Linked DNA regions of Homo sapiens: all the other regions are linked to region 2. The links are chromatin contacts, found by Hi-C or POLR2A ChIA-PET in ENCODE. All regions are on one chromosome and are shown on one strand. Each heading gives the region's core, a stretch centred on a gene start or an enhancer-like site at or near the end of the contact. The rest is flanking DNA. Distances are from core to core; before and after follow the strand shown.

The links. Hi-C counts contacts between places; a loop is a spot of excess contacts on that map. ChIA-PET counts read pairs that join two places held with the same protein, here RNA polymerase II (POLR2A). Pooled maps may share reads with other maps.
Region 1: a loop to region 2 is called in a map with no recorded cell type, with 6 times the contacts of the local background. The contact joins the enhancer-like site here to the promoter of ITCH in region 2. A Hi-C loop is called at or near these places in 1 of 37 single-sample maps with no recorded cell type and 5 of 50 pooled maps. POLR2A ChIA-PET finds 5 or more read pairs at or near these places in 1 of 52 experiments (K562).
Region 3: a pooled map shows a loop between it and region 2 (5-fold over the local background). The contact joins the promoter of RAB5IF here to the promoter of ITCH in region 2. A Hi-C loop is called at or near these places in 1 of 50 pooled maps. POLR2A ChIA-PET finds 5 or more read pairs at or near these places in 2 of 52 experiments (GM10248 and GM12878).

What each region holds. Positions count from the first base shown.
Region 1 is chr20:36,466,511-36,469,210 of GRCh38, forward strand. The region is part of intron 7 of DLGAP4 (DLG associated protein 4); the gene reads left to right. Among named protein-coding and RNA genes, the nearest start is that of MYL9, 74 kb to the right of the region's middle. RefSeq lists an enhancer at 1,125-1,174. Within about 2 kb of position 1,286, at least 27 of the 41 ENCODE cell types and tissues checked have a DNase peak (open chromatin) inside an H3K27ac peak, as active enhancers do.
Region 2 is chr20:34,362,011-34,364,710 of GRCh38, forward strand. ITCH (itchy E3 ubiquitin protein ligase) reads left to right here and starts at 1,263. Exons shown (of 25, transcript NM_031483.7): 1 at 1,263-1,339. RefSeq lists a silencer at 1,568-1,797.
Region 3 is chr20:36,604,409-36,607,108 of GRCh38, forward strand. RAB5IF (RAB5 interacting factor) reads left to right here and starts at 1,371. Exons shown (of 4, transcript NM_018840.5): 1 at 1,371-1,657. The coding sequence starts at 1,544. The region is part of intron 2 of TGIF2-RAB5IF (TGIF2-RAB5IF readthrough); the gene reads left to right. RefSeq lists enhancers at 245-294, 1,025-1,164, 2,516-2,700 and silencers at 286-685, 1,365-1,674.

The sequences.
Region 1 (2,700 bases), core at 36-2,535, 2.1 Mb after region 2:
GAATGTAATGAGGTTGATGAGGTGTGTGGTGTAAATCTCTCTCGGGTTCCCAGATTTCCCAGACCTGACTGTGGCTGCCTTTCCTCACTCAACCTGTGCTGGAATCAGCTGTGTTAACAGACAGACCCACCCATTCTTAGAAACCAAGGCTACCTTAAAGAGAAATACAAGCCACATTCTAGAGCTAAAACATGGCTGTTCCACAGCATGGAGGCAGGCCCAGGGACGGGTAGGGATGCCTAGGATCCCAGAGCAAGACTAGAGCCACATCTCTGCCTCCCTCCCCCGGGCTCCCTCGTCTCTGTACATCACTGGCCTGGAGCCCTGAGGTCTGGTTTGGCCAGTGAACAGTTTCCTCATGGGATAGGAGCAAGAGAAGTGGTCCCAAGTGGTCAAAGCGAGTCTCTCGCTCTTGCTCTCTCTCTCTCTCTCTCTGTCTCTCTCTCTCTCTCTCTGTCTCTCTCCTCTCTCTCTCTCTCTGTCTCTGTCTCTCTCTCTCTCTCTCTCCTCTCTCTCTCTCTCTCTCTCTCTCTCTCTCTCTCTCTCTCTCTCTCCCCCCCCCTTCTCTCGGCCCTGCCTTCCTAGCCCTGGGCCAGGCTCTGAGAGGATGGGGATTAATAGACAGACAAGGCGTCTCTGCCCTGAGGAACTTATGGTCTGACAAGAAGACAAGCCTACAATTATGAGAGACTGTGTGACACTCTGTAATTAAGCGTCTGCTGAGGAAAAGCATTGTCTGAGAAGGAAGAAGTGAGCATGAGCCAGAGGAAACAAGAGCCCTTTGAGGGGAGCTGGATTTGCAGAGGCAGAGGGTGGTGCCGACATTCCAGGGAGGTGGGTGCAGAGGGCATGGCTGGATGATAAGTGTGCATTTAGGGAAACAGCAGTATGCTAGTTTTGCTGAGGCATCAGGGCTCTGGCTGGAAAATCTGGGTGGAGCCAGGAGGTTGTAGGCAGTGTTAAACAGCTGAAAAGCAGAGGCACTGGGGAGGCATGGAAGGTTTTAGAGCAGAGGTAGCACAACTGGAAGACTTTCCAGAGGATGAATCAGGCTGGGTAAATTGGAATGAATAAAAATCACAACAGGGAGGAGGCTTTGCAGGCATCCAGATGACACAAGAGGGTGAGGTTTGGGTGGGGCCCATGGGAGTGGGAAGAGCCAATTGGGGTAGCAGAGGATGCTGTGCTCCCTTAGGAAAGCTTGGCCAGCGCTCTGATGGGCCAGAAGGGAAAATGTTGGGTGTTGCTGGTTTGGGGCAGGAAGTAGCAGTCTGAGCACATTTCTTGTACACCTGCTGTTTGCCTGGCTCTGCGCCAGGGGCTCCACAAGGGCGCTCATGAAATCTGTACAATAAGCCAGAGGCAGATGGACTTCCCATCCCTGTTTTGCAGATAAGGAAAAGGTAGCTCAGGCCCAAGGCCAACTGTCTCCAAACCGTGTCTCTTCCCACAGCTCAGCTCTGCTTCTTGGAAAGGGAACTCCTGCTTTTAGGGTCCCAAGGGGCTGAGCCTTCTTTCCCTTTAATTAGGAGCAAGCACATTTATCCTAAAAGCCCACAAATCTTGCTTTCTAAGGATCCTGAAGGTCAGGGTGCCAGTTTAGAATTCCTTAAAGGTGGAAGAGTCAGAGGAGCTAGGGACCCTCACACAAGCAGTTTTACACACTGGACTGTGAGAAGGTTCCGGAGTTGTGCTGTGTATATGTCCAGTCTGATAGTAGGCATGTCCACCACTGGGTCTGTTGGAATTCTCAGCCAGCCCCCACCAGAGAGGGGCCCAGCCAACGCAATCAGTCACCCACAAAGGCGGGAAGGGACTTGTCTCCAAGGTGCCTTGCACAGGAGAGCCAAGTGACGGAGGCTAGGACTCATTTCTCAGGCTGCAGCCAGGAATCCCCAGTGGGCAGAGGGAAAGGGAAGGGGACTAGTGCTTACACAGTGGCTACCATGGGAGGCAGCAGTGGTTGGTCCCAGTGTACAGCCAGGAAATTGATGGCTTGGCCGAGGCCTCCCAGCCAATCATTCTCTCTGTGTGCAGCCCACACTCCTCTGAACACAAACTTGGTCATGAGGCAGAGCAACCACATGGCAGGCACAGCCTCCAGGTGCCCCTCACCCTGCTGGTCCCTTGCCTCCAGCAAACACCCAGCATCTGTATGCCAGTTTGCTTTGGCAGATACTCTGAGCCCAGTGGTATGCAGGGTACAATTGTAACTGTAACCGTGTTCGTCATACCAAAATCTGGACAAAGGTTTTGAGAGATTTTTTGCTCCTTTGGAACAGAGGTGGCCTGAGAAATGCTATTTGGACTTTGGAACAGTGGACTAGAGTGACCTATGCTGTCCCTTTCCATTGTAGTAATTCATTTGATGACCATCTGGAGCCAGTTGCTTTCTCGTAAATTTGCTCATTCTCCCGTATATTCATTCTTTTTGTTTTGTTTCAGCACGTTGGTTCTGGATCTTTAATATTTGTTTAGTTTGTTTTGATTTGCAGAGCACTTTCATACACATTATCTCAGTAGATCTTTATCCAACTTTGGAAAGTATTACTATTCTTATCATCCTTGTTTTTCAGAAGAGGAAACTGAGGTTCACTGGTAGAAAGAGGCTTGACCAAGCTCACTGTGGCTGAGCTACTTATTCAATAAATATTTATTAAGTGCTGCTCTGTGCCTGGCAGTGAGCTGGCCCTGGGGAAA
Region 2 (2,700 bases), core at 13-2,512:
GGCTAAACAGTAATAGCAAAGGTCACTAAGTATTGAGCACTTAGTCATACCTCTGAGTCTCTGCCTGCATAGCCTATTATTTCTCACAAGCAATCCATGAAGAAGGTTAAGACAACGGACTTTCACGCCAGACTGCCTGGGTTCTTATCAAGTATGTGACTTAGTTTATATATTTGTAAAATGGGGATAATAATGGTATTTCTGTAATAGGTTTGTTGTGAGAATAAAGGGAGCTTGGTATCAGCTCTTAGAATACCGGACAGGCCACGTTGGCTCCACTAAGCTGTTGTCATCATCCCTAAGGGCACCCAGTTAAAAGGTAGAAAAGGGAGGATTTGAATCCGGTCAGTGTAACTCTCAAGTGTACATTTTTTTTCTTTTATTTTCTTTTTAACCACGCCCTTTAATGTACATTGTTAAAGGCTAAGCCAGGCCAGGTGCAGTGGCTCACATCTGTAATCTCAGCGATTGGGAGGCCCGAGGAGGGAGTATCGCTTGAGCCCAGGAGCTGGAGACCAGCCTGGGCAACATGGCGACACCGTGGCCCTATTCCCGCCCCATCCCATCCGCACTCCACCCCATCCCCATCTCTACAAAGAATAGAACAAAATTAGTCGGGTGTGGTGGTGCTCAACTGCTGTCCCAGCTACTCAGGAAGCCCAGGTGGGAGGCTCGCTTGAGCCCAGGAGTGTGAGGCTGTAGTGAGCTATGACTGCACCACTGCACTCCAGCCTGGGTGAAGGGTGAGACCTTATCTCAAAAAGAAGAAAAAAAAAGAAAAGGAAAAGAAAAAGAAAAAAGAACAACTAAGTTATAAACTAAGCTATATAGCCCATTGGTTCTCAAATTATGATTTCACTCACTAGCAGTATCACTAGACAGCTTGTTGGACATGCAAATTATCAGACCCTATCCTCCTATGCCAGATCTTCTGATCAGAAACTCTGGGGGTGGGGGTCAGCAGTGTAAGTTTTAATAAGCTCTCTAGGTGATTCTGATGCACACCATAGTTTGAGAATCACAGTCCTTATAGGCTCTGGTGGGCGGGGTGTTAAAAAAAAAAAAAAGCCTGGAGGTGCTGGGAGCCGCTCGCGCCCATCTCACCTGGAGCTGAGGAAAACTGGGATTTAACTGATTTACCACCGCAGCCAGCTCTTCAAGCCAGGGGCGGGCCGGACGGCTGGCGCGCAAGGCCTGCTGGGGCTTGTAGTCTAGACCACTTCCGCGCTCAGGCGCCTGCGCTTTAGCTGCTAACTCGCTCTAGTAGCTGTGGTCGGGGCTCGGGACCGGCTGCCATCTTAGTCTAGGGACTGAGGAGTCGCCGCCGCCCCGAGTCCCGGTAAACCCCCGTGGGCGAACTCGGGGCAGTTCTCGGGAGAGGGAGGGAGTCCGGATGAGAATGTTCGGGGAGAACAAGGGTAGAGGAGTGGGACGCGCGGTTCGGGACCCCAGAGCCGCGGCTGCTCCTTCTTCCAGAGCCGGTGTCTGTCGGGGGCGCGGGGAGCTCGGGCTACTGGCCCGGGCCGGGCGGTGGGGGTGGGCTGTCTGGACGTTCGGAGGGATCAGTGTCTGGCACAGGCTTCCGGAGGCCTTCGCCTCGCGGGCTCCAAGTTGTGAAAGGGCTGGGCCACGACGGGCGTGGGTACCGTCCGGCCCCTCGCCCCTCAGCCCCGCCTGGGGCCACTCTCCAGCGGTTCGGCCTACGCGCGGGGCCCGGCGGCGGGGCCGGCGCGGGCGACGTGGCCCTGTGAGGGGCGGCGGCCGGGTCCCCCGCCACCCAGCTGGCCTTCTCGAGACTTTTCCGAGCCCCCAGTCGCTAGAAGGGCCCAGCACAGCGGCTGCCTCCCCTTCTCTCTCCCACTCGCCTCCTCCTTCCATTGTCCCCCCGGCGTGGTGGTCCCGGCTCCGGCGCCCTCCCCGACGTCCGCCACCGTCGTGGCGGCGCCGACTTTTGCAGACGTGGAGCTGTCACTGCCCTTCCTCCGGAGAGTGCCCTTTTCTTTAGCAGAGAAAAGAAAAAAGTAGCCGTTGAACGTATTCTAAGGGTCGAAGCATGATGACATGACTTTTAAGTGGAGAACTCAAGTTTTCCAAGACAGTTCCCGTCCGCGACAGAAAAGAGAATCGCAGAATTTGTGCGCCCGAAGTAGACGCTGGGCCTAAAGTTAGTTGGACATGTAACCAGGTGAACTTGTAAAGGGCCAGGAATTCATTATCCCCAATAACAACGCAACCTTGTTTTCTTGGTTGTATTCGTATCCTAATCTTATTACATTTTCTGCCATTCTTCCACAGCTACAGTATACTTGGTTTGGAGTGGGGGATGGGGAATTGTGGGATTTTTGCCTTGAAAATTAGTAAGACCCTGGAGCCAGCCACCCACTTAGGTGGGTTCTCCTGCATCTTTTCCTGATAGAATTCGATCTTCAGGAAGTATGTAAAGGCAGTGTATTTCCATTCTCAAAATCGGCTAAGGAATGGTTTATCAGTTGAGGTGAAGTTCTCATGGCAGATCTGCTGAGAGCTTGCTATGTGTATTTACAGGTTTATTTAAGCTACGATTTATTTTTAAAATTAAGAAATGGGCCGGGTGCTGTGTGTGGCTCACGCCTGTAATCCTAGCACTTTGGGAGGCCGAGGCGGGCAGATCATGAGGTCAGGAGTTCGAGACCATCCTGACCAACATGGTGAAACCCCGTC
Region 3 (2,700 bases), core at 121-2,620, 2.2 Mb after region 2:
GTGAGCCACTGCGCCTGGCCTCCCTAGGGAGGTTCTATTACTCCTGAAAAGTGAAGAATTACAGGTGAATGTTGATAGGTATGCAAAAGATACTCTGACCTGTTTAAAAAAAAAAAAGATACTCTCAGCTTTAAAGTTTAACGGTTAAGAGCACAGATTCTGGAGTCAGACACACCCAGGTACCAGATACATTACTTGTCTTTATAAATCCACTGTCCAGAGGCCGGGTGAGGTGGCTCACGCCTGTAATCCTAGCACTTTGGGAGGCCAAGATGGGCGGATTGCCTGAGCTCAGGAGTTCGAGACCAGCCTGGGCAACATAGTGAAACCCCCGTCTCTACTAAAATACAAAAAAAACTAGTGGAGCGTGGTAGTGGGCGCCTGTGATCCCAGCTACGTGGGAGGCTGAGGCACGAGAATCGCTTGAACCCGGGAGGTGGAGGTTGCAGTGAGCAGAGACCGTGCCGTCTCAAAAAAAAAAAAAAAAAAAAATCCACTGTCCAGAAGGGATGTGCCTTGGTCTCTGGACTTACCAGCACAGTGAGCCTGGCACCACCTGGAGGGCCACCGGAAGGAGCCCCATCCCCAGGGGTTCTGAGTCAGTAGGCGTGGAATGGGGGCCGAGAACCTGCGCCTCTACCCAGTTCCCAGGCGATACGGCCGCTGCTGATCCGGAAGCTCACTTTGTGAACCACTGACGCAGCACATGGTGAGGACGCTGTATGTGAACACTCAGATATCCTGATACCTAACCCAATCCTTGTATTTGCCGCCCAGGAGTCCCCGGTTGGGTCCACCTTGCTATACGGCCTCAGAATCTCATTTCCTCTTTTGGGGTCTCAGGGCTCTCGTGTGCCAAAAGAGGGTGCTGGGCAAGATGAAATGGTTAGTTATTACAGAAGAGTTAACATCTTCAACAAGGCCCTACAGAACTTGCAGGGTTAGGGGAGAAAATAAGCGGGCTAAATCCTGTGGGGCAGCTTGGAGCTACCCTGGAGCAAGGTCTGGGCTCAGCAGGCGAGTAGGTCGCAAGGAAAGGTAGAGCCGCTCCTGCCCCACTCGCTGCTCGAGGGGCAGCTGTGGCCGACTGGGCGACGCTGACGTCCAGCCTCGGTTTTCCCCTACCTCCTCGGTCTCCACAGCGCCTCCTGGCGCCCATGTCACCGTTCTACCAAGATTGTCCCTCCCCTCACACCTTACCGCGAGCCCGGCGGATGCTGACGTCATTTCCGCCACGAGTAGCGCGCTTGCGCCAAGGCGCCGGTCGCTGTTTCACTCGGATGGCTTCGCGGTCGCCGATTGGCTGCGTGAGCACGTCGGCGGGAGGGCGCGCGACACTGCACCGCCCCTCCCTTCGCGGCGCCTGCTCTGTAGAGCCGGCGGAACCGGGTAGCTTGGCCAGGTTGTGAGGAACCGCAGCGCGCCGCAGGACCGGGCCGCTGAGCCTGCAGCCGCCCCGCGCCGTGACCTGCGACCCTAGACCCCGACTCCCTTTGGCTCAGCCCGCGCGCCCCAGGCCCGGCCCGGGCGGCGCGACGGGAGGATGAGCGGCGGGCGGCGGAAGGAGGAGCCGCCTCAGCCGCAGCTGGCCAACGGGGCCCTCAAAGTCTCCGTCTGGAGTAAGGTGCTGCGGAGCGACGCGGCCTGGGAGGATAAGGTACGGTGGAGTCTGAACAGGGCGCGGGTGCGAGGAGTCGGCTGGGACTCGGGGAACGGAAGACTGGCGCGGGCCTGCCCTCGTCCTCGTTCCGGCACAATCGAGTAGGGCAGTGGGGCGGGTGGCCCAAGGGTGTCAGAGCAAACTTGGCGGGCACTGGGCGGACAGCTGGGCTTGGAGCTCCCCGAAGGGTGGCCTAAGGATGAAGCCCCCTAGTTATGCGGAATTGGCGAGGAGCGGGGAGAGGCGTTGTCATTCGCGGGCAGGGTTTGTGCCTGAACTGGGAAAGGGAGCTGAATTCGATTCGGCCTCCGCCTTTTATGTGCAGTAGGGTTTTGAGTAGGTTACTTGTTTCTTTCGAATTAAGTAGCACAAACATTAACAGTAACAGACTTCTGCTGAGAATGCTTTCTACGTGCCAGGTGCTCTGCAAGCGGAATCTCGTTTAACTCAGAATAACTCTGAAGTGGGGTACTGTGGTACATTAAAGCCTTTTGCACATAGTGAGGCTCGCTAATCTTGAGCTGCTGTTGCTTGTTGAATGTAAAGGACCGAATACTTTGATAAGCATGAGTCAAGAGGGGAGACTGAGACCACCCGCTGGGTGAGTGTGAGGTGTGGGGGTGGAGAAACGCCACCAGATATGTGCGAGAATTGGTTGGGACTTCAGAACGTTCTTACTCGTCCCATTCGGAGGATGCTTCGTAACTCTGCTCCATGATCTGGAAGGGGCCATCACAAACAGCTTGATTCCAGGTAGCTTGAAAAGCGTATTATATTTGCAGTCATTTCTTGGTTTTCTGGGCTGCCGAAGTGGATTTTCCTTCCTGAAGTTCCTGTAAAGGGGGATGGGAGGCACTTCCTGAAGGTGCCCTTGTTCTGCCCCCAGCCCTGCCCAGCTCTTGCAAAACCTGCAGTCTCTAATCTGCTGTGTCATTTCTTTCTTTTCTTGTATAAGGACTGGTTTCTGGAATCTAGGGCAGATCAGAAACCTGAGTCGTCTGTGTTCTTCCATTAAACTTAAATATAGTGGCACCTGCCTC